Regions from separate parts of the Mus musculus genome. Here regions 2, 3, 4 and 5 are each linked to region 1. Evidence: chromatin loops called from intact Hi-C (ENCODE). Cell type or tissue: heart. All regions are shown on one strand. Each heading gives the region's core, and the rest is flanking DNA. Links, peaks and the distances in the headings are about the cores only. Region 1 overlaps Slc4a5 (solute carrier family 4, sodium bicarbonate cotransporter, member 5). Region 2 holds the start of Mrpl53 (mitochondrial ribosomal protein L53). Region 3 holds the start of Wbp1 (WW domain binding protein 1). Region 4 holds the start of Mogs (mannosyl-oligosaccharide glucosidase). Region 5 overlaps Gm15624 (a long non-coding RNA gene).

Evidence for each region. A loop is a pair of places that touch in the nucleus more often than their neighbours do. Peaks named below come from ENCODE experiments on the same cell type or tissue, not always from the same donor. Only the 100,000 strongest peaks of a DNase experiment are listed, where the experiment ranks them.
Region 2: a loop joins it to region 1, with 4 times the contacts of the local background. A loop is called at or near these places in 7 of 42 quality-filtered maps.
Region 3: it touches region 1 in a loop (2.5-fold over the local background); 2 of 42 quality-filtered maps call a loop at or near these places.
Region 4: it touches region 1 in a loop (2.2-fold over the local background); 8 of 42 quality-filtered maps call a loop at or near these places.
Region 5: a loop joins it to region 1, with 2.3 times the contacts of the local background. A loop is called at or near these places in 21 of 42 quality-filtered maps.

The regions. Positions count from the first base shown.
Region 1 is chr6:83,265,404-83,270,403 of GRCm38, forward strand. It overlaps Slc4a5 (solute carrier family 4, sodium bicarbonate cotransporter, member 5), which reads left to right. Exons shown (of 25, transcript NM_001166067.1): 8 at 270-357; 9 at 2,003-2,157; 10 at 2,791-2,979. Among named protein-coding and RNA genes, the nearest start is that of Slc4a5, 31 kb to the left of the region's middle. In heart, for the core only: CTCF peaks have their summits at 75 (motif pointing left) and 3,072; a DNase peak (open chromatin) is centred at 2,958; H3K4me3 peaks cover 1,294 bases; H3K27ac peaks cover 863 bases.
Region 2 is chr6:83,104,107-83,110,354 of GRCm38, forward strand. It overlaps Ccdc142 (coiled-coil domain containing 142), which reads left to right. Exons shown (of 9, transcript NM_001081266.1): 6 at 2,947-3,061; 7 at 3,349-3,526; 8 at 3,649-3,848; 9 at 3,985-5,015. The coding sequence ends at 4,271. Mrpl53 (mitochondrial ribosomal protein L53) reads left to right here and starts at 5,002. Exons shown (of 3, transcript NM_026744.3): 1 at 5,002-5,097; 2 at 5,208-5,320; 3 at 5,416-5,826. The coding sequence starts at 5,006. The coding sequence ends at 5,567. In heart, for the core only: a CTCF peak has its summit at 3,645 (motif pointing right); DNase peaks (open chromatin) are centred at 3,605, 4,005 and 4,975; H3K4me3 peaks cover 2,141 bases; H3K27ac peaks cover 2,029 bases.
Region 3 is chr6:83,118,597-83,123,987 of GRCm38, forward strand. It overlaps Wbp1 (WW domain binding protein 1), which reads right to left and starts at 2,865. Exons shown (of 5, transcript NM_016757.2): 1 at 2,607-2,865; 2 at 2,176-2,280; 3 at 1,589-1,691; 4 at 1,272-1,448; 5 at 448-1,124. The coding sequence starts at 2,675. The coding sequence ends at 664. It overlaps Ino80b (INO80 complex subunit B), which reads right to left. Exons shown (of 5, transcript NM_023547.2): 5 at 3,169-3,768. The coding sequence ends at 3,232. It overlaps Mogs (mannosyl-oligosaccharide glucosidase), which reads left to right. Exons shown (of 4, transcript NM_020619.3): 4 at 1-306. The coding sequence ends at 112. In heart, for the core only: a CTCF peak has its summit at 2,890; DNase peaks (open chromatin) are centred at 2,945, 3,795 and 4,565; H3K4me3 peaks cover 3,237 bases; H3K27ac peaks cover 3,391 bases.
Region 4 is chr6:83,111,865-83,118,112 of GRCm38, forward strand. It overlaps Mogs (mannosyl-oligosaccharide glucosidase), which reads left to right and starts at 3,642. Exons shown (of 4, transcript NM_020619.3): 1 at 3,642-4,062; 2 at 4,155-4,384; 3 at 4,764-4,960; 4 at 5,113-6,248. The coding sequence starts at 3,717. In heart, for the core only: a CTCF peak has its summit at 3,654; DNase peaks (open chromatin) are centred at 3,627, 4,337, 5,327 and 5,967; H3K4me3 peaks cover 2,637 bases; H3K27ac peaks cover 2,109 bases.
Region 5 is chr6:83,162,929-83,169,176 of GRCm38, forward strand. Gm15624 (a long non-coding RNA gene) reads right to left here. Exons shown (of 2, transcript XR_003956319.1): 2 at 2,615-3,710. It overlaps 1700003E16Rik (RIKEN cDNA 1700003E16 gene), which reads left to right. Exons shown (of 4, transcript NM_027948.1): 4 at 1-47. It also overlaps a transcript of Dctn1 not described here. Among named protein-coding and RNA genes, the nearest start is that of Gm15624, 6.7 kb to the right of the region's middle. In heart, for the core only: CTCF peaks have their summits at 2,703 (motif pointing right) and 3,587; a DNase peak (open chromatin) is centred at 2,783; H3K4me3 peaks cover 2,011 bases; H3K27ac peaks cover 1,762 bases.

The DNA of each region.
Region 1 (5,000 bases), core at 1-5,000:
ATGTTGCATGGCCCATAATTAACTGCAATTTCAGTCCATGGAATCCAGTGCCCTCTTCTGGCCTTCTCAGGCACTGCACTCACATGCACATAGCTCCATACAGACATACACATAATTAAAAATAATAATGATAATGATGATTTTAAAACAATTCAAAGGAGGGGGTTAAAAAGTGAATAATGGATGCATTGAAGGTCCAACAAATCTTCTCCTCACCTGTTTCTGTTTTTTCCACTTTATATCTTCTTCTCCCTCTATCTTCTTTGCAGATTTCTGTTCATACTATTAGGACCTTCCGGGAGAGCAAAGTCCTATAATGAGATTGGCCGAGCCATCGCAACCCTCATGGTGGATGATGTAAGTAAAGATATGAAGCACACACTCCTTTGTGAGTGGTAATGGCTGTTGCACTGGCACAGCCTCCCCCACTCCCTGTCATCACCAATTATCTAACAAGCACCTCTGAGCCCCTGCTGTGCACCAGGGAACTCAGGATTATAAGATTCCGAGAATAGAACCAGACCCTCTCTAATTTAGAAGCACTATCCAGAAAGGGGGACAGATCTGCAATAATGAGATGATTAAAAAAAAAATAGAATTAACCATGTGCTGTCTGCCTGGGGAGCCAGGGCAGGCTCTGCAGATAGAAAACTAAGTGAACAGAAGGCAGGTAGACTGGCATGGCCCTGAGATGCTAGCCTTCTGGAAGCTAATGGAAGTTCAGTAGTGTAAGCTCAAAGTGTGCACTCCCCCAAGGGCCAGGGCAGTGACCTGAGCCAGAGGCCATACACACCCTGGGACAGGCAGGAGCCTAAGGGTCCTGTTCTGTCCCCAGATCATTGGGGAGCTGGAGGTCTTTAAGCACATGAATGACCCCACCAAATCTGCAAGTCTTTTTGTAGCCTGACCTGCTCCAGGGTAAAAGTATGGGCAGTAATGAATGGATTTGAAAACTGGACTCAAACTGGGCTCTGTAGAGGTTTTCTTGTGTGCTTGCTCTGTGGAAAACAGAAATGAAGAAGATGGGGGAACTCAGCAGACGTCCTACAGTAGTCTTAGCTGGGGTCGGCATCTAGGATGAGCGTGCCCAGGTTCCTTGGCCCTTGCTCAAAGACTTGGTATACAGCCACACAAAGATTTGCAGAAGCAGTAGGGGGACTTGATTCAAAGCAAAGAGACAGAACAGGTCAGGTACAGTCAAGAGTGACTGTGGGCCACATGAGTGAGGGTACCCAGAGACCCCAACTATTGTTTGGGGTTTGTTTTATGGGGTTCAGAGGAAGGTGGAGTGTTAGTATGGGTGGTTCTCTAAATGACAGACTAAATTATATGACCATCTTTCTGTTGTGAATGTCCCTTCCCATCACACATCTGATTTTGATCATATGTATACCTAATTTTGCATAGGTATAAGAAGTTTGATTTATTATAAAAACCTAGCTCAGGACGTCCCTAGTTTCTTATCCAGACACAAGGAGAGTATCATTGAGTAGAATTTATCTATGTTTGATGGTTGTTAAGGGGAGGAGACAGTTCCATTGTTCAGAGTGGAGTGTGTGTACAGCTCAGTGCAGGTGAGGGCCCTAGGTTGCTAATAAATTGCTAGGTATATGTGCAGAAAGGCATATGTGTACATAGTATAGTATAAAGGTTCTAGGCTGCTAAATGCACTATTAGAAGAGGTGAATGTAGGTAGCCCACATTAAGAGGAGTCCCAGGTTGGTAAGCTATTCCCTATGCTTGCTTGTCTCTAATGTATCTCGGAGGCATAGGTTTCTGATCTCAGATGACCGCCTGCTCTTGGAACTGGCTCTTTCCTATTGTTCCCTATTTCCCTTACTGTCCTTTGTCCTTATCCACCCACTGGAACCAAGTGGGCATCCTGAGAAATGGCTAGAATTGGTTCCTTTAAAGATAGCTGTGATGTGCTCACTCCCAGGAGGGGAGGACTGAGCCCTCTTTTCTCCTTTCTGCTTTTTTATCCTTCTCCATTCCTCACCAGCTATTCAGCGATGTGGCTTATAAAGCTCGGAACCGAGAAGATCTGATCGCAGGGATTGATGAATTTCTAGACGAGGTCATTGTCCTTCCCCCTGGAGAGTGGGACCCAAACATCAGAATTGAGCCACCCAAGAAAGTTCCCTCAGCTGACAAGAGGTGTGTGTTCGGGATAAGAGCAGCAGAGGGTACTCCACATCCGGCATTTTCTTCTCCCTGTAGCAAATCAGAAGCCAACACGGCCACTTATGAACAGCTCTAAAGTCAGGAGTGGGGACTGTGTAGGGGGATGCATATTACTGAATCATTTTCTGTCTTTCTGTGGTATGTGCAATGTGCGTTCACGTCTGAATATGTGTGGGTGCATATGTAGAGGCCCTGACGGTGGCACCAGGGAATTTTTCTTTGCTCTCCACCTTATTCACTGAGGCAGAATCTCTCAGTGAACCCAATGCTGCAGACAGATTTAGATAGTCTTGTTCTAGCTTGTTCTGGGGTTCCCCTGTGTTGGAATTCCAAGTGGCTGCCTTGTCCACCTGATCATCAAATGGCTTCTAGGAACCCAGCTCTTGCCCTCTTGTTTGTGTGGCAAATGCTTTAAACAGCTGAGCTCTCTCCCCACCCCCATCTTCATTCCCCCCCCCCCCCCCCCCCCCCCCCCCGCTTTTCAAGATAGTAGATAGTAGGTTGGGTTGTTTGTTTGTTTTTTGAGGGGGAAGGGGACAGTCCTGAGGGACTGGGCTCTTCCCAGCATTGAGAGCCCTGCTCTGCCCCATCTGCCTTCTCTTTCAGGAAATCTGTGTTCTCTCTGGCAGAGCCGGGCCAGATGAATGGCTCTGTGGGCGGAGGCGGAGCCTCGGCTGGAGGAGGCGGCAGTGGCGGAGGGGCTGGAGGCAGCGGGGCTGGCGGAGTGGGCAGTGGCGACGAAGCTGAGATGCCAGCTATGCACGAAATCGGGGAGGAGCTGATCTGGACCGGAAGGTGCCCGCTCCACACCTGGCAGAGAGCCTGCTGTCCTGAACCCTTCCTTCTTCCGGTCCTGTTAGCGATCCTCTCGCTGCTGTGTGCAGCGCCCCTTAGGGACGGGGATCTGACCACTGCAGTCGTCCCGCACTCTAGTGAATCGTGTGGCTCTGACAGAATTGTGTGGGGTGAGATGAACAGAAGGATCCCACCCGTGAGGAAGGAACCGAAACATTTCTCTAGGCATTCTTTAGTAATTGTATCCTATAGCGGCAGAAACAACGTATCACAAGCAAGGTAGTGTAAAATTACTGACGTCCATTTTCACATGAGTGTGAGATCAGAAGGTTAAAATGGAGATGTCACCAGGGAGCAGAGCCTTTGTGGATCCTACCTCTAATTCCTGGCACTGGAAAGACTGAGGCAGGAGGATTGTTGCAAGTTCCAGGCCAGCCTGTGTTATATAGTGTGAGGCCCTATCTCAACCCTACTCCTTAAATAAAGATGCCAGCAGTGCACCACTGCCTTTGAGCCTCTAGGAACGTCCTTCCTCTCCTTGAAAGACAGCCAGGAGTCTCATAGCACTCCTTGATTTGGCTGTTGTGTCACCTCAGTTTTTGTGTATAAATTTCCATGGCCTTGTCCCTGTGTGATATCTTTGGATAGTATTGCCTGGTTTCTATAATGGCTGGATCAAAGCATTCTTAATGAGTTCATTGTAACTTAATTACATCCTCTCTGCCTCCCTCTCCCGCCCCTTTGTGGTCTCAAGTAACCCAGGTTGACTTCAAGCTTGCTATAGCTAAGGATGATTTTAAATTGATGGTGCCCCCGCCCCTTCCTCTCCAGTGCTGAATTCACAGGCACCACCATGCTTGTCTTATAAACCAGGGCTTCATGCCTACCAGGCAAACATTACCAACTGAGCTTCATTCTCAACCCAGAGACTTTCTAAGTAAAACCATATTCACAAGTATACCAGAGGTTGGAGATTTAATGTATCTTTTAAAAAGAAGCAAGATCTTGAAATCTTAATTTTTTTTTTAAAGCTTCATTTTTCTTTCTTCTGGGGAACAAGAAAAAACTTTCCTGGCCTGAGTTCCCTGGCTGCTCTTGGAGTCACCTAGGTTGACCTAGGTTTAGGGAAGTCCAGAGAAGTACAAGGCTCTGTGCAACCGAAGCCGTTGGGAATGAAGCTGTGTGCTGAGTCTTTCTCGCTGTGATAAGATTCTCTGACAAAAGCAACTGAAGGGAGAAAGGTTCGAAGTTTAAGTAACAGCAGCTCATGCTGGGAAAGTCAAAGTGCAGGAGTTGGAGGGAACTGGTTACATTGTATCCACAGATACATTGTATCAAGACACGAGAGCATTAAGCTCTGGCTCATTTTTTTCCCCAGTCTCTCTCTCTCTCTCTCTCTCTCTCTCTCTCTCTCTCTCTCTCTCTCTCTCTCTCTCTCTCTCTCTCTCTTTTCGAGGCAGGGTTTCTCTGTGTAGCCCTCCTGTCCTGGAACTCACTCTGTAGACCAGACTGCCCTCGAACTCAGAAATCCGCCTGCCTCTGCCTCCCAAGTGCTGAGATCAAAGATGTGTGCCACCACTGCCTTCTTTTTCCAATTTTTATTAGGTATTTTCTTCATTTACATTTCAAATGCTATCCCGAAAGTCCCCTATACCCTCCCCTCCCTCCTCTACCCACCCACTCCCACTTCTTGGCCCTGGCGGTCCCCTGTACTGAGGCATATAAAGATTGCAAGACCAAGGGGGCCTCTCTTCCCAATGATGGCGGACTAAGCCATCTTCTACATATGCATCTAGAGACACAAGTTCTGGGGGTATTGGTTAGTTCATATTGTTATTCCACCTATAGGGTTGCAGATCCCTTCAGCTCCTTGGGTACTTTCACTAGCTCCTCCATTGGGGGCCATGTGTTCCATCCTATAGCTGACTGTGAGCATCCACTTCTGTGTTTGCCAGGCACTGGCATAGCCTCACAAGTAACAGCTATATCAGGGTCCTTTCAGCAAAATCTTGCTGGCATAT
Region 2 (6,248 bases), core at 642-5,641, 160 kb before region 1:
CTATATATATAGTATGTGTATGTATACATATACATACATTTGCTTGCCTCTGCTTCTTGAATCTGAGATTAGTGGCATATGCCCTTGCATCTGGCTTGCTTTATAGTTTTACTAAAGTAGCACATGTCTATATTTAAAGGGTGAAATGCAAGCTGGGGCTGTAGCTAAGCAACAAGCACTGCTGATCATGCATCATCGAACTTTTCTTTGATTCCAATCACGAGTGGGAAGGGGAGCAGAAGGAGGCAGCAAGATGATTCGTTAGTTATAGGTGCTTAATGCCAAGTCTGACAACCCCAGACCCATATGGGGTAAAGATAGAACTAATGACGGCAAGTTGTCTCTGCTGCATATGTGAGCATGCCAGCACATACACACACACACACACACACACACACACACTGCATATGTGAGCATGCCAGCACACACACACACACACTGCATATGTGAGCATGCCAGCACACACACACACACACACACACACACGAGAGAGAGAGAGAGAGAGAGAGAGAGAATGAAGTTAAAAGTATTTTTAAGCCCTCTAATGGGGAGATCAGCAGAACAGCTCCACTCCCCTCTGGGTTGGCTGTTTCTTCTCGCCCTTTCTCTGGATTATGTCAGGGCCTCATGTATGCCAGGTAAGATCCGTGACACCAAGCTATGTCCCCCATGATTTTCTTCTAGGTTTATGGACAGAGCTATTACTTCTGTCTTTATCTGTCCCATTTTGCACACCACTGCTTCCTGTTGCAAAATATAAGGTTATGTTTGTGTTCTCCTGGTGTGTTTGCAGGGCTCAAGTTGGCCCTGTCCTCCTGGTGTGTCTGCAGAGCTCAGGTTGGCCCTGTCCTGGTGTGTCTGCAGAGCTCAGGTTGGCCCTGTCCTGGTGTGTCTGCAGAGCTCAGGTTGGCCCTGTCCTCCTGGTGTGTCTGCAGAGCTCAGGTTGGCCCTGTCCTCCTGGTGTGTCTGCAGAGCTCAGGTTGGCCCTCTGCTCCTAGTGTGGATGCAGAGCTCAGGTTGGCCCTGTCCTCCTGGTGTGTCTGCAGAGCTCAGGTTGGCCCTCTGCTCCTGGTATGTCTGCAGAGCTCAGGTTGGCCCTCTGCTCCTGGTGTGTCTGCAGAGCTCAGGTTGGCCCTCTGCTCCTAGTGTGGATGCAGAGCTCAGGTTGGCCCTCTGCTCCTGGTGTGTCTGCAGAGCTCAGGTTGGCCCTGTCCTCCTGGTGTGTCTGCAGAGCTCAGGTTGGCCTTCTGCTCCTAGTGTGGATGCAGAGCTCAGGTTGGCCCTGTCCTCCTGGTGTGTCTGCAGAGCTCAGGTTGGCCCTCTGCTCCTGGTGTGTCTGCAGAGCTCAGGTTGGCCCTCTGCTCCTGGTGTGTCTGCAGAGCTCAGGTTGGCCCCTGCCCCTTTGCTCTGCTTCTCTGCTTACCAAGCATCTTAACTGCTGTGAACTCCCACCTTTGGTCTCCTGAATCTGAGACTTCTAGTCCAGCAACTGTTTGGGATTTCTTCCATTCTTACTGTTTTCTCTTTAACATCATGCCCTAGCGTAGCCTCCTAATGAGAAGAGCTTCACATAGATGGTTATGGAAGCCCAGAGGAGGACCAGTACCTGAGGCTTAACTGCTGGCTGGGCAGCCTCTGAGTAGCAGAAGCAGGCTCCCCAGACAGCCTTCCTGGGGAACAAAAGCTCATATGCTCTCTTTGTGAGTCCAGTCCTCCCTCCCTCCCTCTCCCCTCCTGTTTGTATTCAGGACTGTGTGTGTCAGGAAATGGTGTGGAGCTTGGCAGAGTAGCCAGTTAGCATTACATTGTTGGAGGCAGGGCCAGGGGTGCTAGTGTATACCTTTAATCCCAGTACTGAGGAGGCTGAAACAGGATTTGAGTTTGAGGCCAGCCTGGACTACATGGAAATTTCAAGGCTAGTTTGGGCTAGACAGATGGGAGTGGGGAAATTCTGTGCTGGAGAGAAGGGAGAACAGAGGCACACACATGTCTGATGTGCCAGGGACCCAGTGGTTTCTTCCTCTCCCCCATGCCGCAGAACCTCCCTTTCCTTAGGTTCCGGGGATCATATATCCACGTCTTTTTCCATTTTCTTTTGTTTTTTATTCCCCCATCCTTTTCCTTTCTTGACTCTAATGTAAGAGTCAGCTCAAGCTGGCCTCATGGAACTTGTCATCCTCCTGCTTCAGCATTCCCAGCCCTGGGGTCACAGGCATGTGCCACTATGCTCAGGTCACAGAACTTCTGCCAAATGCCCCATTTTTTTAGATTCTCCAAAAATCTAAAGCCGGGCGTGGTGGCGCACGCCTTTAATCCCAGCACTTGGGAGGCAGAGGCAGGCAGATTTCTGAGTTTGAGGCCAGCCTGGTCTACAAAGTGAGTTCCAGGACAACCAGGGCTATACAGAGAAACCTTGTCTGGAAAAAACAAAAAAACAAACAAACAAAAAAATCTAAACAACACAACCTTGTTATCACCATCTTCTTCCCACCCCATTTTTTAAAAAAAGATTTATATATGCAAGTACACTGTAGCAGTCTTCAGACACATCAGAAGAGGGCATCGGATTTCATTACAGATGGTTATGACCCACCATGTGGTTTCTAGGAATTGAACTCAAGACTCTAGAGGAGCATTCATTCAGTCACTGAGCCATCTCTCCATCCCCTGGCCATTGAGCTTCTAATACTCTGATTCTACTTTCCAAATGCTGGGAGTCTAGCCGCATGCCCAACACGCCTGACTTGTCATGTGCCTTTGATTACTAAGGAAACCTCTAATCCTAGGTACTGTGCATGGTTTAGGTCCAGACCTCCTTAGAAAATGCCCATGCTCCCACAGTGAGGCATCAGGGTTTTACAGATGCCCACACTGAGACCTCAGAGAGAGAAACACCATTCCCAGTCTAATAGACTAGCCCTTCTTACTTTCTTCCTCCCCATACAGCTCCTGCCCAAAGAATCACTGGGTCTGTTTGTCCAAGAATGCCATAAACAAGCCACACAAGGCTTCAAGCTCCACATGCCGAGGGGTCGATACTGGAGACTTCGATTGTGTCCTGGTAATTTTTCTTTCTTCCTGGTGCTGGAAATGAAACACAAGATTTCACACAAGCTAGACGAGCAAGCCTTGCTGAGTGAGCTACAACCCCCAGCCCACTGTCTTGGTAATCTCTCACTTCCACCTTTCTCCTTCGGGTTCCTGGTATAAATGGTCCAAGCCCTCCCCAGTTGTGGCTCCACACCACTGTCAACATCTTTGTCCTTACCCTTTGTGCCCTTCCTTCCCTCTGGAGCCCACTGGACTTCTGCAGTCTCTCCATCTGTCTTTTCTCTTGTCTCACTCCAGAACCTCCCAGTGACCCTAGTGAGTACGCTCGGATAGTGGTCTACTCTGTGTTGGAGCCTGTGTTGCAAGGACTTCAGGGATTGCCACCTGAAGCCCAAGCCCCTGCCCTCGGCCAGGCACTGACAGCCACACTGGGCGCCTGGCTTGACCACATCCTCACCCATGGGATCCGGTTCAGGTATGAAGGAAAGATGCTAGTGGCAGAGGAAGAATGCCAAACAGGGAAAATGGAGACCATTTGGGCAGAGCAGTCTGGGGAGGCAGAAGTGTCTGGTGGCCACATTGTACCTGGACATCTAGCCTGCAGGGGGCGCTGCAGCTCAAGCAAGACTTCGGAGTGGTCAGGGAGGTTCTGGAACAAGAGCAGTGGGGCCTGTCGCAGGAGCTTCGCCAGACTCTGCTCTCACTCAGCATCTTCCAGCAGCTAGATGGGGCCCTGCTGTGTCTCCTGCAGCAACCCCTGCCCAAGAATCCAGTCCACAGAAGACCTCCCCGTTGCTGTGAGTTATCACCACTCCTCAACCCCAGGCTTTTCTAAGCCCTTCCAGGGGTGCTTTCGAACACCCACACCCAATCTCACCATTGCTTTGGCGTCAGCATTCCCCACCAACCTGCCGTCCACTCCTGCCTTCCCAGGTCTCTGTTATGAGGTCCAGACCACTGAACTGCCCACCAGCAGCCTCAACAGCCTGGAAAACTTGGCACCCCCTCTTCGTCTTGGAGTCTCCCCTGCCCAGAACACTCACCTGCTAAGCACCCTGGGGGGAGGAGGACGAGGAGGAGGGGGAGGGGGAGGACCAGGACCTAGTCCTGAGGCTTACCTGGTGGGAAACCAGCAAGCCTGGCTTGCCCTGAGGCTGCACCAACACCCACGTTGGCACCTGCCTTTTTTTTCTTGCCTGAGGACAAGTCCTGAACCCTAAGTTGACTAGGACCAGGGGTTGCAGATCATGCCCCAGACAAGGAACTGTATGCTAGAGAAGCTTAAACCTGGGTGCTTGATAAAACATGTTCATAAACTAGAGTCCAGAATTGAACCCCCAGATCATCCTAGGATCTGCAATCCAGAGTAATAGGCAAACTACAGCCTGAAATCTGGATGTCGGAAACAATGAAGACATCTTGGAGCTAAAACTAGAAGGGGTCTACAGGGCTAGCGCTCAGGAGACAGGCAAACCTTGCTTTCTCTCGAATCCCAGGAGCAAAGCGAAAACTGATTCATGAGGAAACACAGACAAAGCAGACATTTCTACACGTGGAGGGCAGTCTTACCCCTTCCCCGTCTCTGTTTCTAGTCATTAGGCTGTAGGGCCTGGACATTTAAGCCTTGGCTGTTGCTACAGGGGCAGGGCTTGCCTTCTGCTGGGTGGACAGTCCCCGCAGTGACATCCTTTCCAAGGAAGGAGCCAGGATGTGGGGTGGTGCTGACCTAGATCTCGCAGGCAGGACCCCGAGGGAGAGGGCTGAAGGACGTTTTCCTGCGAAGGGGATTTTGCACATTCACTGCTTATGCTGTGTGGCACAGAACACTGCTAATGGCTGAAGTATTCGCGGGTGGCCCCGGAGGTCAGCCGCGCGAAGTACCGCGGAGCCGCCGGAAGCGGTCCGTTCCAATAAACCGATCCCCAGTGCTACTCCTTCCGGGGTGGAGGTAACCATGGCGGCGGCTTTGGCTCGGCTCGGACTACGGCCGGTCAAGCTGGTTCGAGTTCAGTTCTGCCCGTTTGAGAAGAACGTGGAGTCCACGAGGTACGGGTTCTGGGGAGGTGGGAGGCGTCCGTGTTCCCCACGCGTGCGCGCGCACCCTCGTCCCGGCTCCCTGGTCCCCCGGACGCGCTCACGCTGCCCTCCGGCCGCAGGACCTTCCTCCAGACGGTGAGCAGCGAGAAAGTCCGCGCCACCAACCTCAACTGCTCTGTGATCGCCGACGTGAGGCACGACGGCTCTGAGCCCTGCGTGGACGTGTTGTTCGGTAAACCTGGTAGGGACGCGGGTGGGCGAGGGCAGATCGCCGCCATAGCCCTGCATAGTCAGGGTCCCTAACTCATCGGTTTGCATCTCCCCCAGGAGATGGGTATCGGCTGATTATGCGCGGTGCCCACCTCACCACTCAGGAAATGTTAAGTGCCTTGGCCTCCCACATCCGGGACAGGAACGCCGCGGCAGCATCTGCACCGGGCGCAGACAAGGTCGCCCCGGGTACGAGTACCCGCCGCTGATATGGCAGAAGAGTCCAACAACCAAATGTTAGCTTGAATCTAAAGACAGTGAGTGGTCTGAGAAGACCTGGGCTTTAATCACTCAAAATGCTGCATGGAGCTCATGATACGGAGCAAGAACACTAACAACAGGGCTTCTGGGGCAAGATAAGTAAGTTTGGGTGGTGAAGGGCCCCGACAAATTGGAATTTTTCTTTCTCAGTGTTTAACTTTATTTGGATCTGTCAACCAAGTACATTTTAATTAAATATTTATTGCCAAATGAATGCTATTTTTCTCAGGTTGTTTACTTGGATTTTGAGAGAGGGTCTTACCATGAGCTAACCTGAAACTTAGTAAGAAGACCAAGGTGGCCTAGAAATGTGAAAGCATTTTTCTGCTTCAGGCTCCTCAGTGCTGGGATTCTAGACAGCCACCACCCTCAGCCTACAGTACTCATCTTCCTTAGTAGTGTTGTCTACTCTTCATTCACTCTCATGGAACCACCCATTCTGTCATAATTTCAACTACTCAGGATTTAAACCCTACCTTTTTATTTGGTTCTAACCCCATCTTCTATGATTAGCTACTGCCAATTTCCCCCATATGCCACCAACATTCTTTCCTTCAAGTGGAACGGTCACTTGGCTCTTCTGACTTCCTGCTCAGCCTTCTAGGCTAGAAATGTAGTGTTTCCTCTCC
Region 3 (5,391 bases), core at 392-5,391, 150 kb before region 1:
TACCGGATTTCTGTGGGAGCAGTACAGTGACCAGGATGGGCGGGGCATGGGCTGCCGCCCCTTCCAAGGATGGACCAGTCTTGTCTTACTGATCATGGCTGAAGAGTACTAATGGGACAGAAGGAAAGCTAGGCCATTTGTGTCACTTGGAATATGCAGACAAGGGCTTGGGTTTCTGGTCTCATTGTTTCAGATCTTTGTAAGCTCATCTCAGGTGTCTCCTTATTGTCATCCCATATAGCTCTGGGGTGAATGTGAACTCAAAGAGTCTATTTTTCTAAATAAACTGGAAAAGAACCTAACTGACCCCTTGCTTTAGACAGTTTTGCCTTGGAGCTGCCTGTTATCCTCATGTAAAGTGATAAATGGCCCGTTTCTTCCCTTCAGGGCCAGTGTGGTTAGGAGGCATGCAATGAGCTGAGATCTACTCTACCCAGAATCACAAGCAGCTGGTTCATGTCTCTTTAATGAGATTAAAGGCTCCTGTGTATGTCTTGGGAGTGAGTAAAGATAGCACAGTCCTCGGTGCTGCCCCTCTTCAGGGCTCCAGCCCTTTCAGGCGTGTTCTAGGAGGGTGGGGACGGTCCCACATGGAGGACTGCAGTTGAAACCAGGGCTGAATCCTGGTGGCCAAGTAATACCCAGTTTCCCTCTTGAAACTACTTATGGGATGTCCCCACAACTAGAAGCCAGCCCCATGGGAGGAACTTGGGACACAGAATCTGGGGGCAGTGCACAAGGGGAATGGTCTTCCAGATCTGGCTGGGAGGCACTAGCCCTCGCTTCCTTGAGTGGCTCACCTTCACTGGAGTCAGGACAAGGGCAGAGCTCAATACCCGAGTCACCAGTTAGGCGACGATAGCGGCAGGAAGGGGGTATGTGAACTGGGCTCAATCCTGCCCTGGGCTCACCCTCCTGGTGAGGGAGAGCACTCTGCTGGGAGGAAACACCTTCTACATTTGTCCCCTCCAAGTGGGCAGAGCAGCTGGATTCGGAAGAGCAGCGGGTGCATTCACTGGAAGTAGTCCAAGGGTAGCCTGGGCCCACAGTGTAAGGAGGTGGCGGTGTGCCTGGGTGGTGAACCACATCCTCGTAGGCTGGGGGTTTGAAGGCGCTGAGGAGGCCTGCAGGAGAGAGAACAGCATGGATGACTGAAGGACCTGAGCTACAAGAGTGCTCTGAAATGTCTGCCAGTGGAAGTGTGGGGTGGTTGAGGGTCCTGGCTTGGAAGGGGCTACTGGTTCTGCATCCAAGAGCTTCAGGTCACTCACGAAGGTCAAGCAGTGAACCGGTTGGAACAGGGCCAGCCCCGTGGCATGCCCCATGGTAAGCCAACAAGTTGATTTCACGCTGCCGCTGTTGCTGTTGCAGCCTGAGTTTAGCCCTTCGGTGGCGGAAGGCACAACAGCAGCTAAAGAGGATGAGGACAGTCCAAAGCAGCCAGAACCCTGCAGGAGGCAAAGAGGGCACAACTCAGACCACCACCCCAGACTCCAGCCCTAAGCAGAGAAGGGTCTTTGGTAGCTGAGTTCAGAAATCCAAGGGAGGATGGGCATGGAACCTGAGATGGATCCCTTTGAAGACTCACACCAGAGTTCATAGTAGTAGGTGCAGCAGCCAGTCTCCCCACAGCAATGACCAGTCTCACAGAGGTAGGGCTGGGTATTCACTCCTGGGCACAGCTCTCGAAGCTGGAGGCAAGGAGGCACTAAGAACCAGGGGCTTCTACCCAAGGCCCTGTCCACCCCCACCTCCTGCACGCACATACAGTCCCACCCACGAGCCGACCTAGCTTGGAAGGATGGCATGGGATGCTAAAAGGAGGGTCTATATGTAGGGCTATCAGTATGGAAGATTTAAAATGCCAGAAACTAGTGAGAAAGTAAAGTGTAAATACAGAGAAAGTGATATCAGTTCTTTAAACCCAATACTTTTCTCACAGAAGCCTGGCCCCAAGGGTGGTTTTTTGTAGGCTAATGTTTTAAAAGAAACAAAACATAGTGTGACAATGGGTAGGAATTTAAGGCCATTTCCAAAGCTAAAAAGCTTTCAACATCTCCCACCCCAAAGGTCTGCCTCCCACACCCCCAAGATGGTTTTTTTTTTCCACCCCTGGGTCTCAAGCTCCCTGGGGTAGAGGAGGCACAGTGTGAGACCCAGAGCAGTGCTCCCAACCAGATGGGATTGCTGTGGATGATAAAGGATGGTATCCAGGGCGCGAGTCTGGGTTCCAGCTCGTCTCCAAATTGCTCCCTCAAGAGAAGATGCTGCCGGACTCTGCTGTGACAATAGGCACAGAGAAAAACATCACAAATAACTGCTGCAAGACAGAGGGAACCTCCCTGGGGGTTTCACTACGCCTCTGGTAACTGGAGAGCCACTGCAGGCTTGCATTGCAACCATGAGATGGGGTCTAAGAGGGTGCAGGTAAAGTCAACTGCATCTACGTAATAAGTCTAGACAAAGAGTAGAATGGTCATGTTCAGGAACTTCAGAGTACCTTTGGCTCCATGAGCTCCTCCCCCACCCCGGACAGGAAGTGACAGGAAAGGGGAAAGAGAAATAAATGGCTGTAGTGAGATAAGCTTTTAGAGCTGCTGGGATACCTGCTGTTGCGGCGCCTGAAGTGACCCCCAGGCCTCTTCGCTGCTGTTCCTGCTGCTGGCCCGAGCCATGCCTCCACCTACAGACCCCTGAAGACCACAGCCTCCTCCACCGCCAGCTGCCCCGCCCCTGCCACCTCTGCCGCCACTTCCATGGTCCCTGCCCGGCCCATCGCCACCGGTGCCACCATCACTCCGCGGCCGGAGCTCCCGGCCGGGGAGAGCACCTCCAGAGGACACAGTTGCTCAGTCCAGCCAATCAGAATCGCTAACTAACAGATCAGCCAATAGGAACCGGTCACAGGTTTCTCCTTTTGCCCAATCCGCAGCGGCGCCTGTGCCGCTCTCCCAGACAACAAGAACTCACACAGACAAAGACAGGGGAAAGGCTCGACCAAATGCCTGACTGACAGCAACAATAGCCAGTACGGACAACAGAACAAGCTTTGACTTATCGGCCAATGAACGGCCGTTCAGCACAAAAATTTTCGCCGATTGGCTGAATGACTTTACACACTCAGGTTCAGACTCCGCCGGCTTCCCACTCCAGCAATTCGATACAAGCTGAGGCACTGTACGAAATTTAATAGGGTGGGGGAGACAGCAGGAATGTGGCGTGGGAGAGGTCTTAGGTGGCCAGGAGTGGGGACCCCGGGCCCTCGGGCCCTCCCAGCCGTAGCTGCAGGTTGATGCGGTAGCACTGTAGGCTGCAAAGGGCCTGGCCGGTGCGGGAGCAGGCATAACGACGCGGGTGGGGGCAGCCGGGGACAGAGCATCGTGGAGCGGGGCCCGATGGGGCAGGCCGCTGTGCCACCGCCGTGGGTGTGGGAACGCCGGGAGGAAAAGACAAGGTGGAGCCCTGTGCCCCGCTGCAGTAGCGCACCATGGGTGCAGGGGCCGGGGCAGCAGCCCGTCCTCCGCGCCGCTCGCCCCGCGCCGCCCCGCGCCCTCCACGCCCGCTAGGAGCGGCCGTCTTGGTGAGGCGCTCAATTGTCTGATTTTTGTGCTCCTCGGCCCTCCTCGCCGCCTGCAGCCGCCGCTTCCGTGCACGCTCCTCACGCTTCAGCAGCATCTCTTCGGTGAGGGCAGGGGCAGGGCAGCCCCCACCCACTGGCAGAGGCAGAGTCGGGGACGGCTGGCTCCGCGCCTTCTGGAGGAGGGCTCGCTGGGGAAAGAGACAGAGGATGTCTGAGAACCAAATGGCGAGGTTTTTGGGGTCACCCACCCCTATTTTCGTTTGTTTTTGTTTCGAGGCGGTCTCACTATATAACTTTGGCTGCCCTGTAAGTCACTATGTAGACCAGGCCAGCCTGGAGCTCACACTCTTGCCTCTGTTCCCTAGGTGCTGGGATCAAATGCTTGTGCCACTGTCCCCATCTTTAGGGACCCTTAATACCACACTTCTCTTCCCAGGGTTCCTGCCTCTCACTCAGGTCCAAAGGAGGAAACAAAAGTATGGTACCCTGCCTGCCCCTTGTGTAGGTTTTTGTTGTTGCTGTTATTTTAAATAGTATCTCAGGAAAAAACATCAACTTGGATTTGGCTCAAACCAAAAAGAATTACCCTGGATTCCTTTTTTCTCCCACTAAGTAGCTACTTCCGTCATACATCCAGGCTTCAGTGCAGGTTTCTCTATTCCTTTTACTACTTTCTTCTGGACTCGGGCCATCACCAGCTCTCCCAGTTTCCACACCCCATACCCCTCTCCCAGTTTATTGATTGATTGTGTCAGGCTATCTATATGTATTTTTAGATGCCTCGGAATTTGTAACCATCCTCCTGTCTCTCAAGCTCTGGGGCACAGGTCTGCGCCACGACAGCCTACACTTCAGCAGCTTCCTAAGGAAATTCCTTACCCCTACTAAGCTTCACAGCACATAATTGCCAAAGTAATTAAGCCAGCTATGTCACTTGTCAGTATATATCCCCCTGGGTGACCTGGCCACACTCTCCTTCTGGGTCTCTGTGCCCCTGGGCTCTATGTCAGCTGGCCTCTCTGTCTGAGAAGCTCCCCTGGTACTGGAAATGTCATCTCTTCAAAGGCATTCTAGACTGGAAAGACTACTCAGCGGCGAGGAGCACCGGCCCTTGGGGAGGACTCTCATTCAGTTCCCTGCACCTACATGGCAGCTCTCAACTGTCTGTAAATCTAGTTCCAGGAGTTCTGATGACCAATGGCCTCCATGGGCAACGGGCACACACTCATCCACATAAAGTAAATACGATTTATCTTTAAAAAACAAAAGAAAACAATGAGCTAGTCCCCACAACTACCCTAATGTTTCTGTCTTGGCAATTTCTACTTCAGCATTCCTATTTTCTGTAGGATTTTTTTTTTTTTTTAAGGTTTATTTATATGATCACACTGTAGCCCTCTTCAGACACACCAGAAGAGAGCATCAGATCCCATTACAGATGGTTGTGAGCCACCATGTGGTTGCTGGGTGTTGAACTCAGGACCTCTGGAAGAACAGTCAGTGTTCTTAACCATTGGGCCATCTCACCAGCCCTATTTTCTGGAGTTTTAAAAAGTTACTTAGGAGCTCTGTGTGTGTGTGTGTGTGTGTGTGTGTGTGGCAGTACACACCTTTAACTCCAGCACTTAGGGGCAAAGGCAAGCATATCCCAGTCAGGGCTTAAATACTAAGATCCCAATTCAAAAAGGAAAGTCATTTACCTTCTGTCAGCATGCACTTGAATATCCACCCACCTTCCTTTCCTGTTCCTCTCACTGCCTAAGAAACAACAAGCTCTCCATATGTTTGTCGAGTGAATACAGATGGAACTA
Region 4 (6,248 bases), core at 1,025-6,024, 150 kb before region 1:
AGAGAAAAAAAAAAAAAAAAAAAAAAAAAAAAAAAAAAAAAAAGCCCACAGCCACTGCCAGAGAACTTAAGAATGCCCAGCTAAGAATAGCTATGTAGTTTACCAGATAACTCGGGCCCCACTCCCCAGCAATACTGTAATTCTTCCCTGCCTAAATGAGTAGTAGAGGCTCTCTCGCTGCCATCCTTTAAGAAAGACATCTCCCTGAAGGCCTGGGGTGTGTGCTGCAGGATATTTGGCCATTCTGTGAACCCCAAGATTGTGTTACTTACTGGAAAATACTGGAATACTGGAAAATAGTTGTGGTGTGGCTCAGCCTTAGCATACACCTTTAATCCAAAAGCTTTCTGAACTATTGTAAACAAGATTAAAGTCAACTGTAGGTCAAGAAGTAGAGCAAGCAACCACAGGCCCAAGTGTTGTCAGGAAGTGAACATGGGCTTATTAAGAAAAAATGATAGAGAGAAAGAGTCAGGGGAACAGATAGACACACAGGAAGTAGAATTGCTTGAGACTGTGAGAGAGGGTCATTCCCGGTGAGACTTAGGCTGAGGAGGAAGGTCTGCTGGGTGTTTTCTCTGTCTCTCAGCTAGCAGGCTTTAACCCTAGCATCTGGCTCCCAAGTCTTCACTGGTAAAATTGAATGAGTTTTTGTTAAAAACAGCAGGTGTCAGGCTGGAAAGATGGCTCAGTGGTTAAGAGCACTGACTGCTCTTTCGAAGGTCCTGAGTTCAATTTCCAGCAACCACATGGTGGCTCACAACCATCTGTACAGCTACAGTGTACTCATATACATAAATAAATGAATCTTAAAAACAAAAACAGAGCTGGGCGTGGTGGCACATGCCTTTAATCCCAGCACTCGGGAGGCAGAGGCAGGTGGATTTCTGAGTTCGAGGCCAGCCTGGTCTACAAAGTGAGTTCCAGGACAGCCAGGGCTATACAGAGAAACCCTGTCTCAAAAAACAAAACAAAACCAGAACAGCTGTCAATCCCAGTCAGCTCTGCCCTTAAGTAGTTATGACATGGGACAGATAAATCTGTCACTGTCCACTCTCATTTGTCAAATAAGAATAGTATAGGCTTGTCCACCTATCTAAAGGTTCTGTGTTGGTTCCATTAACTTAGGAATGAAAATACTCTAGATTAAAATAAAAAAACAAACAAAAACAAAGGGCATCCAGGGCTTGAACAGATGGCTCATCGGGTAAAACTGCTTACCACGAGGCTTGATGGCCTGTTTGATCCCTGGGACCCTCATGGGGAAAGGGAAGAATAACAGCAAGTCATGGTCTTCTGACAGCCACTCACACACTGTGGAACATGCACACCCGAATACAAATTAATAAATTTAAAAGTTGTACCTGCATGAGTATGTACAGATTTCCCCTTGTTATTATCCCCTAAATAATAGATCTATTGACATATCATTTACATCACATTAGGTATAAGTTATTTAGTTAATATAAGATACACTGTAAGCCAGGTATAGGTTACATGCAAATACTACTACACATTTTAGTTGAAGGCAAAGCTTGGCTATGTAAATACCAAGGAAACCATGGCTGCATAGTGAGCCCCTAAGTTGCTCATTGGTCAATTTGAGGTGCAGGTACTACCTCGGAACAGCTTCCAGACAGATGTAAATTCTGTTTCCTGGGCCATAGGAAAGAAAATACCTTTGCAGAGTTGGAGTTCCAGAAAAGAGTGGTGGGCGAAGGACTAAAATACAGTTCAGTGAAGTAAGCTGTTACTTGGTGGGTTCATCCCCTCCCCACATCCAGTGTCACCCCTAACACTAGATAGGAGAGAAACAGGATAGAGGGGTTAGAAAAATCCCTGAATCTAATTTCTTTTGTTTCTTCTTTGACCACAGTAACCAACACCCCCGAATGACCACCAACCACCAACCTTGCCTCTTGAGACCCTCCCTTTATGCACCCTCTGGAAAGTTTCCAGAATTCTGTATGTCACACAATCACAGAAATTATCTGCAACTGGCAAAACCACATTTCAGCTAGAGCATGAGGCAAGTCAGGGTCAGCTGCTGCGGCCAGTCGGGCGCAGCCCACAGCCCTAGACCTGGGATTAAAAGGAAAGCACCTTCTTATAACATTTCTATGTTTTCTCAGGACACAAAAATTCCAAAAGTCTCAAAAGTGTCACTACAGTACCTAGCATGCAGAAGTTCCTAAGTTGCTCTCTGGCACTAGAACTGAACGAGTGAGTGAGTGAGTGAGTGAGTGAGTGAGTGAGTGGGCCTGGGCGGTAGCTCAGTTGGCAGAGTGCTGGGCTAGCACTGAGTACACCAATCACTTGTGTGCTTGTAACCCAGCACTGGGAAGGTAGAAGCTGGAGGATCAAAAGTTCAAAGTCAGATTTGGCTACACAGCAAGTTCCAAGCCAGTCAGGGATATAGACTTTGTCTTAAATTTAAAAATCAATCAATAAAATTATAGGCTGTTAGAGACAGACTTGTCTGAAGTTATAGAACTGCTTAAAGAAACAGACCCTACCTGGGCTTCCTTGTGAGTCCACTCCAGGAGGAACGGAAGTACAGAGTATGAATAGTGAAATAGCTTAATTCATACACACTTGGGTTTTAAGCTAGTCCCTCCCAGCTCTGTGGCTTGGACCCAGGTACTTATATTTCCTAGGCCACCGTTTTCTGCTTCCAGATTAGAGCTGGATAGTGATACGTAAACATAGCTTAACAGTCCCTAGCTCCTGACACTCTGGAGGCTGAGGCAGGAGGCTGTCTATCACTATCAAGCTTTGGGACAACCTGGGCTATATACAAAGCAAGACTGTCTTAACCAACATAATTTTACATAGCAAGTTGGAGGAAAACCTAAACAAACATATCCCCCAAACGGGAAACTGGCATTAGTGTGATCATATGGACAAGTGTGTAGGACCCAAAGAGGCCATCAGATCCTCCGGACGTATTTGTAAGATGCCATGTTGGTGCTGGGAACTGAACTATCCTCTGCAAGAGCAGCAAATACGTTAACCATTAAATCATATCTCCCGCTTTCTTCCTTACTCGTACTTTTTTTTTTAAAGACATGGTCTCACTGTGTATCCCAGGGCGGCCTCAAATTCACAGAGATCATCCTGCCTCTGCCTCCTGAGTACTAGGATTAAAGCTGAGAGCCACCACGTCTGGCATTTATTTATTTATTTATTTATTTATCAATCATTTTATTTGTGCTTGCGAGTGTGTGTGTGTGTGTGTGTGTAAACGTGTGGAGGTGAAGTGCGCTCATGCCACAGCATACGCGTGGAAGTTCGAGGCTGTATGCATATTTGTAGCCCTGATGTGAGGATCAGAGGACAACTTGCGTAAGTCTGATTTCTTTCTGCCACGACCTGGGTAAGGGGATATAACTTAGGTCGTCAGCCTCGCGAGCCAGCGCCGTTACCGTCGAGCCATCTCTCCAGGCCATAATCAGTAGTTAAGCAAGACAAAAGAGAAGAGGCTCAGAATGCCATTGCTTCTCTCCCAGCCCTTGAACTCCAAACCACTGACGCTTCTCACCCATCGAGTCCTGGTCTCCGTACCGAGTCAACCAGCCACAGCGCTTCCGGGCTTCGGGGCCGGACCTGACGTGAAAGCGGGATTTCCGGTGGGGCGGGGCGCTCGGGGAGGCGCGCGGCGAAGGCTCGGTCCGCTGACCGCACGGTGGCAGCCGGGGAGCGTGCAGGCTGCCCGCATGGCCCGGGGCGAGAGGCGACGGCGCGCTGCGGCCGCAGAGGGGGCGCGGCCGCTGGAGAGGGCGCGGGCGGCGGGCCGGCGGGATGGCAGGGCTGGTGGGGCGCGGGGCTCGGCGAGCGGCGCGGCCCTGGCCGTGGTGGTGTTGGCGCTGGCCTTCGGCCTGTCGGGGCGCTGGGTGCTGGCGTGGCTCCGTGTGCGCCGCGCGCTCACACTGCACCCCGCGCCGTCTGCGCTGCCGCCGGACTCCTCCAGTCCTGCCGTGGCCCCGGAACTCTTCTGGGGCACCTACCGCCCACACGTCTATTTCGGCATGAAGACTCGCAGCCCCAAACCACTGCTCACAGGTAACCCTGGGGCGGGTGAGTGGGGAGGACCCAGCAGTCTTCGAAGACTTAAGACAGCCTCTGTTGACTGACGTGGCCATTCTGCTTCCCAGGACTGATGTGGGCACAGCAAGGCGCCACCCCGGGGACCCCTCCTAAGCTCAGGCACACGTGTGAACAGGGAGACGGCGTGGGTCCCTATGGCTGGGAGTTCCACGATGGCCGCACCTTCGGTCGGCAGCATATCCACGATGGGGCCTTAAGGCTCACCACTGAGTTCGTCAAGAGGCCTGGGGGTCAGCACGGAGGGGATTGGAGCTGGAGAGTGACCGTAGAGCCTCAGGTCAGGGCATCAGGATCGTCTTTGCACAGCCCAGACTTCCCCACCCTTCCCTTTCAGCAGCAAATGCAGTATGAAATGGAGGTTGACAGCCGGGACACCAGCCTGGCTGACCATGTCTGCCATCTCCTTGTTTGTAAAGTAGATATCACAGTGACGCCTAACTTAAAAGATTGACTGAAACAATCTACGTATAATTCTAAAGCCTCTGTCATTTCCAGGAGGAATCCTGTTCAGGGCCCTTTGGCTCAGCCCACTGGGTGGATCTACCTACCCTCAGTCTTGGCAGATGTATGTTTGCCACAGTTCTTGTAATCCCTGCTGAGACTGGGTCTCAAAAAGATGTTTTTCTGATGCTTTTGTGTGTTCCTTGGTCACCCAGGCCTCAGGTACACCTTCCTTCCCTTTGGTGTCCCTGTTCTTCTACGTGGTGACAGATGGGCAAGAGGTCCTACTACCAGAGATCGGAGCCAAAGGACAGTTGAAGTCCATCAGTGGGCACACCAGTGAACTTGGTGACTTCCGCCTCACACTTCTGCCGCCAACCAGTCCAGGAGACACTGTCCCTAAGCATGGCAGGTAACTGGAGGATTGGTGCAGGGTGGTACAGGGGTGCTTGGGAGATTGACTTAGCCTGGTTTCTATGACTCCCTCCTCCCCTTCCCACCAGTGGGACTGGAGAGGCATCCCTTTCATGAATAACACTCCTTATTTGTCTTCTTGCCTTCAAGCTACAATGTCTTCTGGTCCTCCAACCCGGGGCTGCCACAGCTCACAGATATGGTAAAGAGCCGCCTAAACAGCTGGTTTCAGCACCGGCCCCCAGGAGCCTCTCCTGACCGCTACCTCGGCTTGCCTGGATCTCTGAAGTGGGAGGAGAGAGGCCCTAGTGGGCAAGGGCAATTCTTGATCCAGCAGGTGACACTGAAAGCCCCTTTCTCTGTGGAGTTTGTGTTTGAATCTGGCAGTGCGGCAACAGGAGGAAACCAAGCCTCTGGGCGGCTGGTAGGCAGCCAACTGACCCAGGCCCTGGAGAGCCATGCTGCAGCCTTCAAGGAACGGTTTGAGAAGACCTTCCAGCTAAAGGAGAAGGGCTTGAGTCCCGAGGAACAGGCTTTGGGTCAGGTTGCCCTCAGTGGCCTTCTTGGTGGGATTGGTTACTTCTATGGACAGGGTTTAGTGTTGCCAGACACTAGCATGGAAGGGTCTGAACAGAAAATGGACCCTGCCCTGTTTCCACCTGTCCCTCTTTTCTCTGGGGTGCCTTCTAGGTCATTCTTCCCACGAGGCTTCCTCTGGGATGAAGGCTTTCACCAGCTAGTGGTCCAGCGATGGGATCCCCACCTCACCCGGGAGGCCCTAGGACACTGGCTGGGGCTGCTCAATGCTGACGGCTGGATTGGGCGAGAGCAGATTCTGGGGGATGAGGCCAGAGCCCGAGTGCCCCCAGAATTCCTAGTGCAACGGGCAGCCCATGCCAACCCCCCAACCCTGCTCCTGCCAGTCGTACACATGCTAGAAGGCCATGACCCTGATGATTTGGCCTTTCTCCGCAAGGCTTTCCCCCGCCTGCATGCCTGGTTCTCTTGGCTCCATCAAAGTCAGGCAGGGCCAGTGCCACTATCCTACCGCTGGCGGGGCAGGGACCTAGCTTTGCCTACCCTACTTAACCCCAAGACGCTGCCCTCAGGCCTGGATGACTACCCTAGGGCCTCGCATCCTTCCACAGCAGAGCGGCACCTGGACCTGCGCTGCTGGGTGGCACTGGGTGCCCGGGTGCTGTCCCAGCTTGCAGAACAGCTTGGGGAGACTGAAGCTGCTGCAGAGCTGGGCCCATTGGCTGCCTCTCTAGAAGAACCTGGAAGTC
Region 5 (6,248 bases), core at 701-5,700, 100 kb before region 1:
ACGAATTGCCGCAGGAACTGACTGGCAAAGATGGTGCCATTTCTTCCAAACCTGTTTATTTCCTTAACGGGACTCCAGGGGGCGCAGTTGTCATGGCTTAGGAGACAAGGCTTAGGGATAAGGTTGTTCCCTAGCGTTCTCTGTCTCACCTCCACCACCCCCCACCCCCCCTGTCCTCAAAACACTCGTTAAAAGGGAAGATAGAAGGACCGTAAGGTAAATCTGGCTCCCAGGCAGAACTTTGTCCTTTCAGTAAGGGAGGAAGTGCATAACTGTGATTATAAGCATAGAGTGAGTCCACACATTAATTCGCTCTCCTTTCCTAGCTCCTGGAGCTTATTAGTTCATCTTGGATTGAAACACCTATTTTTTTCCGTTTGATTTTTACTCCTGTGTTCAGGGAAATGAACCTAGAATTTTGCATATGACAGAAAAACATTGTATCAACCAGACACATACACACAGCCAATACATTTTAAGCAATTAATATATACACAAATATGCTCACATGTGAAATGTCCTATGTACCCTCATGGTTGCACAACACGGAACAGCAAAAGACTAGAAAGTGGGCCAGGAGGCTGGCTCAGCCAGTAGAGCACTTACTATGTAAAGCAAAGCATTGAGGACCTGCAAATAAGCCCCCAGCCCATACTCTCCATTCTGGGGAAGTTTAGATGGGACAAGCCCTAGGGTTTGCTGGCCAGCCAGTCTAGCCAGAATTGAATTCCAGGTTCAGTGAGAGACCCTTTCTCAAAATAATAATAATAATAATAATAATAATAATAATAATGAGGAGGAGGAGGAGGAGGAGGGTGATTGAGGAAGAGATTCCAGGTCAACTTCTGGCTTCCAAATGCACATACACGCATGTGTGCTCCCACAAACATGAACACACATGCATACAACTGGAAACAAAGTAACTAGAGGAATCCAGTTGATAAATATGTACACCTACACATGAGGATCTCTCTCTGTTTTTCAAGAGATGTTCTCTTGTAGTGCAGGATGGCTGTCAGGCCATGGGTGGCCTTGAACTCCTCATACCTAAACCTCCCAAGTGCTGAGATTTCAAATACAGCTTGTATAACCGGAAAACATTTACCCACTTCATTTGAATTTGATGGCTCAGTGTTAGTTAAGAGTGGTTACTGGCAGCTCTTCCAAAAGACCTGAGTTCAATTCCCAGCACCCACATGGCTCCGCTCACAACCATCTCCAACCAGTTCTAGCTCCAGGGGACCTAAGCCCTTTTCTGTCTTTCCCATGTGCCTGGTGTGCAGACATACCATACATGTAGGCAAAACACTCATAAAATATAAACCTTACAGATTCTATAAAGGAAAAAAGGCAGAATGTAAGTCTCTATACTGTACTACCTATTGCATAAGAGATGAAAGGAGTAGAACTCTGTGTTCATAAGAGCCTGTATTTAAAACATCTACCAGATGACCAAGAAACCAATTACCTGTAGCAAGCAAGAAGGTTATACTAGGGTGGGACAAGGGCTAAAGGGAGGCTTCTCAGTACATACTTTTCCAGGGGGCTTGAGATGTGGTACTTTCTGTCAGCTTTCTCTGTATGTCCCTGGATGTCCTGGAACTAGCTCTGTAGATCAAGCTGGCTAGTAGTCAGTGCTCTTATCCACTGAGCCATCGCCGCAGCCCAATCCTGGCTATGTAATCCTGACTGGCCTGGAACTTAATCCATACTACAGGCTGGCCTTCAGCTTTTAGAGAACCACCTTCCCCTGCATTTAGAGTGCTGGAATTAAAGGCATGTACCATCATGTTTGGCCCAGTAAATACTTAAGTATTAATTTTATTATTATATTTCATTTGGTAGTTTGTGTGTACAGTGTATATGTGTATGTGGTGGTGGTGTGTGTATGTGTGTGTATGTGTGATATGTGGTGTGCGTGTGGTCTGGTGTGTCCGTGTGTTTGGTCAGTTCTCTCCTATCTTCACGTGGATTCCAGGAATCACACTCAAGTTGTCAGGCTTGTATGGTAAGTCCCTTTAGTTGCTGACCCATTCCACAGGCTCCAGTTTGATTTTTGAATGGTAGGAATGCATTGTATGTTCAGAATAAATAGAAATATTTAGAAGGTGAAATGGGGGTGAGAGGATTGCTATAGAGGAGGTGTCCATTCTTTCTAGATCCTGTCACTGACAGTCATTTTACAAATAAGGACATGATACTGAGAGGCTGTTACCAGCACAGGATTTCACACAGCTCATAGACTGGAGGAGGAATTGGAACCGGTCTGTGAAATCCTAACTCCTCCTCCTGTGGAGTTGCACATTTGCTTGATCCTTCCTTCATGCCTGCCTAAATCATTGTATACTTGGTACCTTAGTACCTCAGGCTAATTTAGAACTCGGGGCAATCCTCCTGCCTCATCCTGTCTAGTACTGGATTGTCGCTAGTTTTAACAAGCCAGTTAACTCTCAAAAGCTAGCAATAAGCCACTGAAGACAAAAGGACTGTTGAAACTTTCTATACCACCTCCATTGAAAAGACGCACCTCAATGCTGCTGACAGCAATGGTTCTAGACAGTTCCGTTTCTGGGGGATGGGGGTTGAGGAATGCTGAAGAGGGGAGAAAAAAAGGGAATGGACATCTTAATTTATTTCTCCCGATCTCCAGGCCATAATTGTCACTTTTTGAGATCAAAACAAAATTCCCAATCCTTCCCCTAAGATCCTCCTCCAGCAGAGGGCGTTCACCCCGCCCCGCCTCACGACCGCGGTCCTAATCCACTTCCCAGACGTAGTGCGCGTGCGCATGCACACATGCACGCATCCTGCCGCAGGTGTCTAGCTCAGTGCCTTATCGATGTTTTCTCTGCCTCGCTTGGCGAGACCTTGTCAGCTAGGGCGAGGCAGCAGGAATGAGGAGACTGCTCACAGAAATCTAGAGTTTTCTGGGACCCGAGGGCTTTGGGGATCACTGCGGGAGCGGGCGGCGCGCAGGGCAGTCCGTGGGGCGGGGCGGGGCGGGGCAGCAAGTCCGGAGCGGCGGGCGGCGGCGGGGCCGATCGGGGCGCGGAGCCCTGACAGCAGGTACGCGGGCGGCGACCCCGCCGACTGTCTGCTGAGCTGCCCCGAAGCTCTCGCGGAGCTGGCGGGGACTCGGGGTTAGGACTTGGTGGGCTCGAAGGGTGGGTGGCACCCGGGCGGGCGGCCGGGCAGGCCTGGGGCCCCGCTGAGCGCTTCTCCCAGGCTTGCCCACTCTCCTTCAGATTTGCGAGGGGCCCCTGCTTACTGTGACACCGTAGTGAGCGCAGGCTTTCTGTGGGCACGTGTTTAGGAATTTGTGTTAAACGAAGACAAAAATTAATCCTAGAGGGTTCAGACGTGGAGGGTCTGGAAATGCGTTTGATGTGTGAGTACGCCTTGTCCTGGGGTCCAACTAGGCTTACAAAACGATCCTTGTGTAGTCGTCTTGTACACACACCTCTCGTAACTGAGCAGGACGACAGCTAAAGCACACAGATGCGAAATTGCTGTTTTCAAAGAGGCAGGTCTTTAGACTGAAATCCATTTACAGCAGCGCAGAGAGCTGCAAGCGGCTGCTGGCCCCTTGTTACCCTGGTGTACTTAAAAGGTACTGAGAATGGAAGAACTGTGTCAGAAATTGGCGTCCTTAGCCTACTGTGCTGTCAAAGCCTGTCTTCTTGTACTGTATTTAAACAGATAAGGATAACCTAAAAAATAGGAAAATATGTATGAGTGTAGGGACCAGAAATGTCAGGCCCCTGCAGCTGGAGTTAGAGCCAGTTGTAGTTCTAGTAACTGAAGTCAGGTCCTCTGTAAGAACAGTAGGTGCTCTTAACCACTGAACCAGCTCTTCAGCTCCATAACTTTATTATGTAAAAGGTGCTTTGCATTCATATATATATTTGAAAGTTCAGGTTTTCTCAGCAGACTATTTCAGAACTTTTAGTATGCTGGATATATTTCTCAAGAGTCTCTAGGGCATGTGTATGTGTGTGTATGTATGTGTGTATGTATGTGTGTGTGTGTGTGTGTGTATATATGTATGTATATATATATATATATGCATAATCTCCCCCAAATAGACAGGGAGATACTGGATTTTTGTTTGTTTGTTTGCTTGCTTGCTTGCTTGCTTGAGTTTTGGTCGTGTCTACTTAACGTCTGGTGCTGTTTTTGGAAATGAAGTTCCCGAGGTAGAAACCCACCATTGTAAAGGGGCAGTGTGTGCCAGTGGTTTTTACTTTAATGGAGGTATGTGTTTAATAGAGTCTGGTGGAAATATAGCTCTTATCTAGTCTGCATTTGTAACAGGTTCTCAGGTGATGCTGTTCAGGGGCAAGATCTTAGCTGACAGGCACATTTTGCTACCTGCTATGTAGAACAAACTACTGCTCTGGGTTAGTTACTTTATCCAGCCCTTAAACCAGGAGTTAGGACCAGAAGACCTCTCAGCCTCCTCTCATCTCAGTGCTGGGCTTCTAACCGCAGCCACCTTTGCTGTAGCTGACCTCCATATGTGATACTCTTGTCAGTTTGGCAAATTTTGCAATCAGGCTTGAACAGTTCTAATAATGGGGAAATAACTGAATATGCCCCCCCCCCCCCCGAGATAGAGGCTGGCCTCAAACTCCCTGTGTAGCCACAACTGGCCTTCAGTGCCTGCTTCTCCTGAACACCCCAGTTGCTAGGATTCTTAGTGTAAGCCTCCCTGTGGCATCTGTCCTTGTCTAGGCTATCTCTTAGAGTTAAACCAAGGAAAAGCTGACTTTCCAGGTGTGGGTAACACTCAACTTGGGTGCTGTTTTTGTTTTTTGAGACAGTGTTTTTCTGTGTAGTCCTGGCTGTCCTGGAACTCACTCTGTAGACCAGGCAGCCTTGAACTTAGAGATCCGACTCCCAAGTGCTGGGATTAAAAATGGGAGCTACCAGGAGTGAGCCTGGTTTTGTAGTATTCAACTTTAATGCCAACACTTGGGAGGCAGAGGTAAGTGAATCTCTGTGAGTTCGAGTACATCCTGGTCTCCAGAGTGAGTTCCAGGACAGCTTGGGCTACATGGACAGACTGTCTCAAAACACAAACAAACAAAAAAAGTTAACTCTTACCAGGTGAGGTGGCATATACCTTTAATCCCAGCACTCGGGAGGCAGAAGCAGGCAGATCTCTGTGAGTTTGAGGTTAGCTTACTCTACATATTGAACTCCAGGACAGCCATGGCTACTTAAACAAGAATAAAACTGAAAGTTGGCTTTTAAGCCATGCTTGTGATACCTGTTTATAAGCCTAGCCCCTGAGAGGTAAATACAGGAAGATTTCTTTGAGTTTGGGGACAGTCTGGGCTACTTAGTGAGTTTCAAGCTAGCCCCAGCTACAGAGGCCCTGCCTCAAAAAACACTGAGGGAAGCTGAGGAGGACATTGCCTCTTCCAGCATCAGATGACAGATATTCCCAGCGTTTTTCTTCAAACCGAATCAATGCTTAATTCTTTCATCACATTTAAGAAGATTCGTTCTTAAATCTGTCTCTGTTTGTACGTAGTGGAGCATTAGCTAGACGTTGAAGGGTGGGCGTGGTGTGTAAGACTATAGAAAGCACTGGGAACAGCCTTGGTGGGGCAGAGGAGACTGCACACACCGAACCGGGGACTGTTAGACGATCGCGGTGAAGGTGGTGGATGGACAGTGAAGAGAGCAGCGCTTGAGAAGTATTCACCTTACTGTGCTGTCAAAAGTGGTCAGAAGTGAGGGAGGAGAGGCCAGGAGTTTGCATGCAAACCGATAATTTAGACCGACGATTAGAACAGTAACGCCTGGCTTTATGTTTAACTGTGTAGATCACAGAGCTTTTTTGGGCATGATCTCACTTGATGTAATTTCCTGTAAGGTGGGACAAGCAACAGATGGAGAAGCACCAAAAAGAAGAAATGAGTTGCTCTAATCTTCAAAGCTATGGAATGGCAGATAGGAAGAATGGAGAAAGGAAGGGTGTGTGGGTAGTGACTGAGGCCTGGCTGGACGTGAGGGTGCAGAGGAGAAGACACTGAACGGAAGGAGTCAGAGGGGCTGGGAGAATTGCAAGAGCGTCCACAGCTGCCTCTGGGTTCTGTGCAGCCCCAGCAGTGGTTGTGGCTGCCTGGAGGTGGAGGTTAGCAAAGATCGGAGTTGTCGTGGTCTGCTAAGAGGCTAGGGAGTTATGGAGGGGATGGCAGATGTCTGCGAATCAGGGGAGATGGAAACTGGGTTCTCAG